Linked DNA regions of Homo sapiens: regions 2 and 3 are each linked to region 1. The links are chromatin contacts, found by Hi-C in ENCODE. All regions are on one chromosome and are shown on one strand. Each heading gives the region's core, a stretch centred on a gene start or an enhancer-like site at or near the end of the contact. The rest is flanking DNA. Distances are from core to core; before and after follow the strand shown.

What was found. Hi-C counts contacts between places; a loop is a spot of excess contacts on that map. Pooled maps may share reads with other maps.
Region 2: a loop to region 1 is called in a map of CD8-positive, alpha-beta T cell, with 25 times the contacts of the local background. The contact joins the promoter of WDR25 here to the promoter of AK7 in region 1. A Hi-C loop is called at or near these places in 1 of 168 maps with a recorded cell type or tissue (CD8-positive, alpha-beta T cell), 2 of 37 single-sample maps with no recorded cell type and 6 of 50 pooled maps.
Region 3: a loop to region 1 is called in a map of CD8-positive, alpha-beta T cell, with 18 times the contacts of the local background. The contact joins the promoter of CCDC85C here to the promoter of AK7 in region 1. A Hi-C loop is called at or near these places in 3 of 168 maps with a recorded cell type or tissue (CD4-positive, alpha-beta T cell and CD8-positive, alpha-beta T cell) and 11 of 50 pooled maps.

What each region holds. Positions count from the first base shown.
Region 1 is chr14:96,390,588-96,393,913 of GRCh38, reverse strand. AK7 (adenylate kinase 7) reads right to left here and starts at 1,786. Exons shown (of 18, transcript NM_152327.5): 1 at 1,655-1,786. The coding sequence starts at 1,759. RefSeq lists a silencer at 1,717-2,226.
Region 2 is chr14:100,374,695-100,378,020 of GRCh38, reverse strand. WDR25 (WD repeat domain 25) reads right to left here and starts at 1,536. Exons shown (of 7, transcript NM_001161476.3): 1 at 1,526-1,536. WARS1 (tryptophanyl-tRNA synthetase 1) reads left to right here and starts at 2,674. Exons shown (of 11, transcript NM_004184.4): 1 at 2,674-2,738. RefSeq lists silencers at 1,403-1,452, 1,643-1,702 and enhancers at 2,213-2,572, 2,583-2,722.
Region 3 is chr14:99,602,131-99,605,456 of GRCh38, reverse strand. CCDC85C (coiled-coil domain containing 85C) reads left to right here and starts at 1,250. Exons shown (of 6, transcript NM_001144995.2): 1 at 1,250-2,290. The coding sequence starts at 1,498. It also overlaps a transcript of HHIPL1 not described here. RefSeq lists silencers at 46-195, 376-445, 506-645, 786-1,315 and enhancers at 1,576-1,695, 2,402-3,055.

The DNA of each region.
Region 1 (3,326 bases), core at 537-3,036:
TGGTCTCGAACTCCTGACCTCAGGTGATCCACCCACCTCGGCCTCCCAAAGTGCTAGTATTACACCACGCCCACCCTAAATCTCTGTTTTTTGATGGATGCATTTTAGATGGTACACTGGGTTAAATAGCGTCTACCCCCACCAAATTCCTGTCCTCTTAGAACCTGTGAATGTGGCCTTATTTGGAAATAGGGTCTTTGCAGATGTAATCAAGTTAAAATGAAGCCATATTGGATAGGGTGAGTCCTCATCCAACAACTGGTGTCCTTATGAGAAGAGGGAAGTTTTGACACAGAGACACAGGGGAGAGAACACCATGTGAAGAAGGTGGCAGAGATTGGAGTCTACTGCCAAGGGGTGCCAAGAATTATTGGCAACTACCAGAAGCTAGGAGAGGGGCAAGCAACAGTTCTTCCCCTGGAGCTTCCAGTAGAAACCAACCCTGCTGACACCTTGATCTTGGACTTCTGCCCTCAAGAACTGCGAGAGAATAATTTCTGTTTTATAAGGTCATCCAGTTTGTGGCAATTGGTTACCACAGCCCTAGAAAACTAATACAGATTGTACGTACTGTAGCCTCATCCTATTTTAAGCAGATTTGTCCTGTTCGAAAGTGCAGTCATTAGCCTCAGAGAAGTCTGTCCAGGGTGAGATTAGATTTCTCTGTAGCTCTAGAGGACAGAATTCAGATGGACGGGTCCTACCCACAGGGAATGATAAAATCATGGCTTTCTTTTGACAACTGATCATATTAGCATGAAGGGCCCCAGAGCCCTTTTTCTGAATATCTTCATTTTCCAGGGATAAAGACACAGAAAGGTGAGGAAACTTAATGGAACTCGGGGACCCAAACAGTGTCTGGTCCATAATAGATGCTCAAAAACCATATATTGAAGGGATGGATGAATGAAAAACGCTTCATGGGCAATATAAAAATTTGATTTACTCACGCCTGTAATCCCTTTTGGATTTACTCGGCCTGTAATTTGGGAGGCCGAGACGGGTGGGTCACGAGGTCAGGAGATCGATCGAGACCATCCTGGCTAACACAGTGAAACCCCGTCTCTGCTAAAAATACAAAAAATTAGCCGGGCGCGGTGTCGGGCGCCTGTAGTCCCAGCTACTCGGAGGCTGAGGCAGGAGAATGGCGTGAACCCGGGAGGCGGAGCTTGCAGTGAGCCGAGATCGCGCCACTGCACTCCAGCCTGGGCGACAGAGCAAGGCTCCGTCTCAAAAAAAAAAAATTGATTTATTTTCTCGTTTAGCTGCCTGCTTCAAAATCGATGGAAGGGTAGAAAGAGAACCTAGGAGGGGGCAAGAGACCTGGAGTCTCTGTCCAGGTTCTGGCCTCAACTCTCTATGTGATCTTGGGCAAGTCCCTGCCTCTTAGCCTCAGTTTCCCCTCATTAAAAGGAGGAACAGGGGATGGACCAGTGATTTCCAGACACCTGAGCTTCCATGTAGAATCTCTTGACCAGCCTGGGTGCGGACTGGGGTCCAGGGGGCATTGGTGGTGCCCAGGACGCGGGACCCTCCCTGAGGAAAGGCCCCGACAGCGCCCTGGGGCGCAGACCCTCGCTGGGTTTGCGGACCGGGGGCCGAGGGCTGGGAGCTGAGAGCTGGCGTGAGGCTCTGGGCCGCCGCCGCCGCTCACCTTCCCGATGTTTCCGCTGCTGTAGGAATCCAACAGGTTTATAAACACCCTCTGGGTCCGGATAACCTTCTCCGTGAGAGCAGCAGTTTCCTCTTCTTCAGCCATGGTGGGAGCCGCGCTGGTTGCTAAGGTGAAAGCGCCACTCGCTTGCCAAGGAGGCGGGGCCCGGGCCAGGGAGGCGGGGCAGGTTCTCTCTGGGGGCGGGGCCTTGGCTCCGGGCAGTTTGCCGGGCGGGGAGGGGCGTGTCGTGGGCGAAGCAGGGAGTGCCGGGCGGGGCGGTGCGTGTCGTGCCCGGCGCTAATCAGGGCGTGCCAGGCGGGACGGGGCAGGCTGTGCCGGTCGCTGGGCGGGGCGTGCCGGGTAGGGCGGGGCGAGTCGTGCCGGGGGGTTGGGCGGGGCATGCCGGGCAGGGCGGGGTGTGTAGTGCAGTGGGCTGGGCGGGGCGCGCCGGGCGAAGCGGGGCTCAGGGCTCGCAACTGCGCGCGCTGTCGGCTGCTGGGCGCCAGGCGGATGTCCCTGCGAGTGCTTTCCGCGGCGCCGCGCGTGCAGCCCGGGTCTCACCCTGGCTTGCTGCCCACTGGGAGCCCTTGGGCAGTGCATGGTTTCTTTCCGAAGCTCCCTGGGCGTCTGTCCCGGGGGGCCATGTGATTGCTGTGCCTTTTTAATCTCCATTGTTCGGAAAGTCTGGAAACACATCCCTGTGTCCGCTTGACCCGATGACTAAAAATAATGAGAATTCTGAAGAAGAGGGAATGGCCCACAGCCTAGGCCTCTCCCCGACACGTGGGAGTTACTCAGCACGCTCCCATGGGGTGGTCTGGCCGGGGCGACGGGACGTAAGCCTCAGCTGCGAAGAAAAGCTGTTGCCATGGAGTTTCGGGCTCCCGAACACCCGAGCGACGCTAGCGTGGTCCCGCCTTGCGGCAGGTGCGGCTTGGTCCGCCGGCTCAGCTCCCTTGGGGGTTGTTTCCAGACGCACGTTCCGGGAAGACCCCTGGTGTCGGCTGGGGGCGACCAGAGCCCGTAGGCGCCCGGGATTCGCTCACATTCACCAAGGGAAGAAATTTAGACTTGACCGTTCCACAAGAGATTATACATGCAGTTGCTGAGATAAATCCACAAATTAAAAGATAACATTCACCTCGGTGATCACTGGACCATAAAGGTTGTGGTGGACTAAGAATACGCAGTTCCCTTGGAATAGCCTGATCATATTGAACTGTTTTCATGCCTTAAGCATTAACTCCTTAAATGCAAATATTTAACACTTGCAGCAATTGTGTGTGCGTGGTTTCTTCTCGTTCTTTTTATTATTTTTAATAGAGACAGGGTCTCACTATGTTTGTTGCCCAGGCTAGTCTCTAACTCCGGAGCTCAAGAAACTCTCCTGCCTCGTCCTCCCAAAGTGCTGGTATTACAGGCATGAGCCACCACGCCAGCGTTCTTGTTCTTTTTATTTTTAATTTATTTTTTTGAGATGGAGTCTCGCTCTGTCACCCAGACTGGAGTGCAATGGCATAATCTCAGCTCACTGCAACCTCGCCTCCCGGGTTCAAGCGATTCTCCTGCCTCAGCCTTCGAAGTAGCTGGGACTACAGGCGCCTACCACCGTTCCCGGCTAATTTTTGTATTTTTAGTAGAGACAGGTTTTCAGCATGTTGGTCACGCTGGT
Region 2 (3,326 bases), core at 287-2,786, 4.0 Mb before region 1:
GGCGCGGTGGAACAGCACAGAACGCTCAGGCAATAGACCGACTTCCAAGAAAACCCAGTGCACCCAACCTTAATCAAACACGCCAAGCTCCGCCTCCATCCCCCAACAGGTGGAGTCAGGTCAGCATCAACAGATTCCCTCCAAGTCCTTTTCTAAGTCATTCCAGACAGCCTATTACCCATCTCTTCTTCTAGACAATGGGTTTCTATGTCCCCTGGAATCAACCACCCAACCTCTTCCACACCTTTCCCCCAAGTGGCATCATTCGCCTGAGGGTTCCACTGGTCTACAAGTCAGGTCATCATTCCATAAATGTCTGTAGTCAGCCTCCTCTAGTAATGCCGCCCCCGTTCGCAGCCCATTCCAGGCAGGTAACAACTTCCACACGCAAAGCCAGAGTTTAAATAAAACGACCGGGCGCGGTGGCTCACGCCTGTAATCCTAGCACTGTAGGAGGCCGAGAAGGGCGGATTACCTGAGGTCGGGGGTTCAAGACCAGCCTGGCCAACATGGTGAAACCCCGTCTCTACTAAAAATACAAAAAAAAAAAAAATTTAGCCGTGTGCAGTGGTGCGCGCCTGTAATCCCAGCTACTCTGGAGGCTGAGGCCGCAGAATTGCTTGAACCCGGGAGGCGGAGGTTGCGGTGAGTGGAGATCACGCCACTGCACTCCAGCCTGGGCTACAGAGCGAGACTTGGTCTCAAAAAACAACAACAACAACAACAACTTCTAAAGCCAGCCAGCCAGCTCATCTCCAATGGAACTAATATAATATGAAAGACTAATTATAAACTAATGGAACCGTGCACTGCAAATAATTTGGCATTTCTGTTCTCTAAATGCTAAGCCTGGTCCCGAGGCCACTCTCAACTCCTCTGCCCAGGCACCACCCACCATGCACCCAGATTCCCACCACCAGGGTGCCCGTGCTCCCTCTGGAAGGAGATGAGGGATTAAACGAAGAGGAACAGACAGTAAGATGGAAGGGAAGGCAGGGACACTGGAGAAGAGTCTAAGGAAGGAGCGAGTGACTCTGACAGTCACTATCAGCAAGTCAGCCCCATGAGGACAGGACTTTCTGTGTTTTGTTCACTATTCAATGCCCAGCGTCTAAAAATATTTCTGGAATGCAAACGGGTGGGAGGGGGAGATGCTAGGAAGTAAAAGAAATAGGATATTCCCATTCAACAAACATTTCCTGATTACGTACTCTTTGTCAAGCCCTATGCTGGGTCTGGTGTGGGTGGAAATCAAACACAAAACACAGATCCCCCCGGAGGCCCCAGAGCGATGAAAGCAACAAACAAGATACGACCAGAGATGGGTTTTGAAGGATGAATAGGAGTTAGCTGAGCTGTCAATAGTAAGAAGTAAGGTTGGTCCAAGGCACAGCGCTTTCTGAAGGAACAGGAAGTGAAAGGAAGGCGAGCGGCTATGAGAGACCGCGTTAAGCGGCACGGGGCGCTTTAGGCGCTGCCCAGTCCCGGCCCCTCCAGCCCGGGGCCCGCCGCTCACCACACGCACCGGAAGCGCTCGGTTCTCCCGGAGGCAGACCGGCCAGCACACTACCATCCAGTCACGTTCCGACGCGACGCCGCGGCCGCCAGCCAATCAGTGGCGGCCTCTGCCCCGCCCCCGCGCGAACAGCCAATGACGGCGCCGTCGGGCCGGAAGTTGTTCCGTCCGGACGGCGTTTCCACGGACGCCCAGGAGACAGCCGGTTGCTGAGCCGGGAGCGCTGACTGGCCCGGCTGGGCAGGGTAAGCGAGGGGAGTAAGGCCGGGGCGGAGTGAGGAAACAAGGGAGGGAGTGATGGAGGGACGCTGGCGCGGCGCCCAGTGGCCTGGCCCTCCCGGGAGTATCCTTAGAGCCCGGCTTGCTGCCCGCCGCGTTCTGGCACTGTGAGGCGCGGAGCCTGCCACCGACCCCTCGCCCCTTTCCTCTGAGCGCCGCCGACCCACCCCGTCTCCCTTTCCCACTGGCACCCTTCATCGTCTCCGCCTGTTCGCTTTTCCCGAGGAGAGAGGCCCCCATTTTTATTTAGCGCCTGCCATGTGCCAGAGGCTTTGCGTAGTGTTGCACTTAGTCCCCTCAACGGTAATGTTAGCAGGCTTCTCCATGCCCATTCCACAGATGAGGAAACCGAAGGGGAAGCAGAAAAGTAATGCGACCCTTGCCCAAGGTTTCGAATAAGTCCAAGCTGGGATTGAAACCCAGGCGTCTGTGACCCCAGAACTCCTGATCTTTCCACTGCACTGTGCCGCCTCGGTGAACAGATGCGGGGAATTTACAGTTTCTCTTTCCACCGCCCACGACTACACAAAATCAGTCACACTGACGCTGAGGGTGGGGAACGGGAAGAGGGTGGGGAGGTTATTTGGAGGCCAGCGGGGGGTGAGGGGTGGCTGATGCAATGACCAGCTAATGGCTCGATTCTCAAGAGGGTTTCATTGGTCTCAACCTGGCCCCCCAGGCAACCCACCCCTGATTGGACAGTCTCATCAAGAAGGTTGGTCAAGAGCTCAAGTGTTTCTGAGAATCTGGGTGATTTATAAGAAACCCTTAGCTGAATGCAGGGTGGGGAGAACGAAAGACAAAAGCATCTTTTTTCAGAAGGGAAACTGAAAGAAAGAGGGGAAGAGTATTAAAGACCATTTCTGGCTGGGCAGGGCACTCTCAGCAGCTCAACTGCCCAGCGTGACCAGTGGCCACCTCTGCAGTGTCTTCCACAACCTGGGTATGTATTGCCATCTTTGCCAGGCTTAGAGCTTGTTCGTGTTTTTAGCAAAGTGCTGAAAACCTTGGTTTAGGGGGTCAGGACTTGTGTCTTAGGATTAGGGTGTTATGCATTTTACTTCTTCCATTGACCCAAAGTTCAGGTGATTCACTGCTCCCATAGGGAACAGAGATCCTGGCTGAGCAGTCGCGGGCTTGGATCCGTAGCTTGCCTCTCAGCACCGTCATGCTGTCTGTCATAATTTTCACTGATGCACCCTCCTTCTGTGCTCAACATCAGAACGTATTGTCATTCTTATTGTGACACCCAAAAGTGTCTCGTGCCTGGCTTCATAGAAATTAATGTCTTTGCCTTTTAAGATAATGTTCATGCTGTTATTTGGCGGGGAAAGCAATCTTTCTTTTAGTGTTTAAAAAAAATGGAACATGATGGGTCCCAAAAGGTGTCAAGAAATCCTTGCTCTAAAGAAGTCATTTTCTTGTCCTCTGGGAACTTGCCAGTCCAAAGGTATTGTCACCTACACTCTGGGGCCAAGATAGAAAGGATGGTATTCTACCTCCTGGTGGTATTCCAGGGATCCAGAAACAC
Region 3 (3,326 bases), core at 1-2,500, 3.2 Mb before region 1:
CGTGGGCCGCTCACTGTCGCGTGCGCGGATTTGATCTCGTTGCAGGTTCCGGGGGAGGGACCCCCCCCCGCCCCGCCCCGCCCCGCCTGCTGGCGGTAGACGCGCCGTAAATGCGCTTTGGGGACCGGAGGATAACGAGACAGACTTACAGGCAGTGGGAAGCCCGGGGGTCCCGCGAGGCCGCCGGTGGGGAGTTCTGTGGCCGGCTCGGCGCCCCCGGACCCCGGCGTTCAGGCCCCAGTGGGAGACCTTCCCACCCTTCCCAGTGGTTTCCACCCCGCGAATTGCAGATTATCTCCCGAATCCCAGGGATTTAGCGGTCGAGTGAGCGGAGGTGGAGCGGGGCTCCGAGCGCCGCTCCGGGCAGGGGGCAGGTTCCCGGAGCTCTCGCCCCATCGGGGCAGAGAGTACTGACCGCGCTGCGGGACGCGGCTGGCAAGGCCCTGGCCCTGCAGGGGCGCGGACGCCAGCGTTTAGCTCAGCCCTGGGCTAGGAGTGGAGACGCAGCCCCGCCGCGTGCTCCGGCAGGGGACCCGGGTGGGGACGGGGGCGGAGGAGCCTGGGGGCAGGGAAGGGGACAAAGAGCCGCCCTGCTGCGGGGAAGAGCGACCCCCATGTCACAGTCCTATTGTTCGCTGTGTCTCCGACTGCCCTGAACTCTGGTGCCCCCGGGAGGGAGAAGGGGCGCCGTCGCCCGGATCGTGGGTATTTGTTTATCTGGGGAGAGGGAAGAGGACCGGGGACGCGGGCCGGGGAGGGGGCTCGACTGCTATTTTCGCGCGTCGCCTTTAAGGGAAGCCCGGCCCTACCTTTCCCACCGTCCCCCTCCCCGCAGCCGTACCTGCATTTTAAAAGCGCCCTGTAGCCCTGGGATTGGCTAAGGCCGCGTCCTCCGGGCGCAGAAACTTGAACCGCCGGGAGCCGGCCGCGGGCGGGGGTCGGAAACCCCGCGGATGGACCGTACCACCGCCGCAGCTTCCCCCGCGCGCGCCCCGCCCCTCCCGCACACCCCCGGAGCGGCCCAATCGCCCGGCCGGGAGGGCGGGACCGCGGCCGGAACGCGCCTCTGAGAGGGCACTGGACGGGCGGGCGCACCGCGCAGGGGGACGGCGGGGGCCGCGCCTCTGCTCCCCAGTCGCCCTCGGGGGCGGGGCCGGGCCTCGGAGACCCGCCCACTCTCCGCCCGGGGTGGGCGGGGCGGCGGGGGCTCCGGGAGCTGGGCCGGGGGCGGGCCTCCGCCTGCTTCTCCAGAACCCTGAGAGCGCCCGGCACCGCGGCCGCCGACGCAGCAGCCGCCTCCGCTCGTCAACCCCGAGGCGCGCGGGCTCCCGGGCGGCCCCGGCGGGCGCGGCGAGAGGACGCGCCAGGCGGCGCGGGGCGGGCCGCACGCGCCCCCGGCCGCCCCCCGCCCGCGCGCGGACCGGCCCAGCGGAGCCCCGGCGCGGGGAAGCGCCGGCCGGGCGAGGGCGAGGGCGATGCCGCGGTGACGGCCCCGCCATGGCTAAGCCCGCGGCGACGGCGGCGGCGGCGTCGGAGGAGCTGAGCCAGGTGCCGGACGAGGAGCTGCTGCGCTGGAGCAAGGAGGAGCTGGCGCGGCGGCTGCGGCGCGCCGAGGGCGAGAAGGTGGGCCTCATGCTGGAGCACGGCGGCCTGATGCGCGACGTGAACCGGCGGCTGCAGCAGCACCTGCTGGAGATCCGCGGCCTCAAGGACGTGAACCAGCGGCTGCAGGACGACAACCAGGAGCTGCGCGAGCTCTGCTGCTTCCTCGACGACGACCGGCAGAAGGGGCGCAAGCTGGCGCGCGAGTGGCAGCGCTTCGGGCGCCACGCGGCCGGCGCCGTGTGGCACGAGGTGGCCCGCTCGCAGCAGAAGCTGCGCGAGCTCGAGGCGCGCCAGGAGGCCCTGCTGCGCGAGAACCTGGAGCTCAAGGAGCTGGTGCTGCTGCTGGACGAGGAGCGCGCGGCACTGGCGGCGACGGGGGCCGCAAGCGGTGGCGGCGGCGGCGGGGGCGGCGCCGGCTCCCGCAGCTCCATCGACAGCCAGGCCAGCCTGAGCGGGCCGCTGTCGGGTGGCGCGCCCGGCGCGGGGGCCCGCGACGTGGGCGACGGCAGCAGTACGTCCAGCGCGGGCAGCGGCGGCAGCCCCGACCACCACCACCACGTCCCACCCCCGCTGCTGCCCCCCGGGCCGCACAAGGCCCCCGACGGCAAGGCAGGAGCCACACGTCGGTCCCTGGACGACTTGTCGGCGCCGCCGCACCACCGCAGCATCCCCAACGGCCTGCACGGTAAGGACTACACGGGCCGGGCAGCGCGGGTCTCCCTGGCTGCAGCCCTTTTCCCAGGCTGCGGCGAGAGGAGGTGGTCCCTGGCTGTCCCACTCATGCGGCCGCCACTCCAGACTCCTCCAGCTGTCATGGATCCTGGGCCAGGGGATCCCGCACTCACCCAAAGTGGGGCTTTGGGCGGTGGTGGGCCGGTTCAGTGGTGGAGCGTCTTTTTGTCCAGCTCAGAACCTGCTGCCGGTCCGGTCCCAGAAAAGTTTCTAGCGGGTGTAGTTGCCAAAATTAGGGTCTGTCACTGCTGGGCTGGCGGTGGGCGCCTCATCCCAGCCTTGGAAATCCTTGCCTAGTAGCGGGAAGTTCTAAACAGCAAAGGATACAAGGCCCCTTGAGCGCAAGTGAATTTCCCCTCTTGCAGCAACAGGTGTCCTCCAAACCAAGCAGCGTCCACGTGTGTGCGGTGGCTGGAGTTCTGCAGTGGGGTGTGGGGATTGGGAAGGTGCACAGGCAGCCGCTTGAGACCCAGAGGCAGTTGGGGAGAGGCCTGGGGCTCAGAGCCTTTCTTGTTTGCCATAAATTCCGCCCTTCTAGTCCTGGGACCTTTCTCAGCCGAGACTCTAAGACTTTCCCGAGGGAGATGTATTTGGAACGGATTCTAGCTTTTCTCCTCTGTGTGCCTCAGTTTCTTTGTCTGTGAAATGGAGATGATGACCTCTGCCTCGTGGGTTTGAGGTGGAGATAAACCTTCTGAAGGGATTTATAAACTGTTGATCGCCTTACAGGAAGTGCCGTGGTCATCCGTGACCAGGGTGTGGGTGGGAGGAACTTTGGCCTCTGTCAGCTTCTGTCTTCTACGCCCATGTTACTGCTGCGCCCAGTGCAGAGGGTGGCCCCAGCTTGGGGCTGTGGGAGCTTGCAGCCTGCTCCCTCTCCCAGCCCCCTGCTCAGCCCTTCTGCTCCCTGCCAGCTTTCTCCTCCTCGCTGGTGGATCCGGGGCCTCCCTGTTCTTCCACGTTTTTTGGTAGCTTGGCTTCCAGTTCTG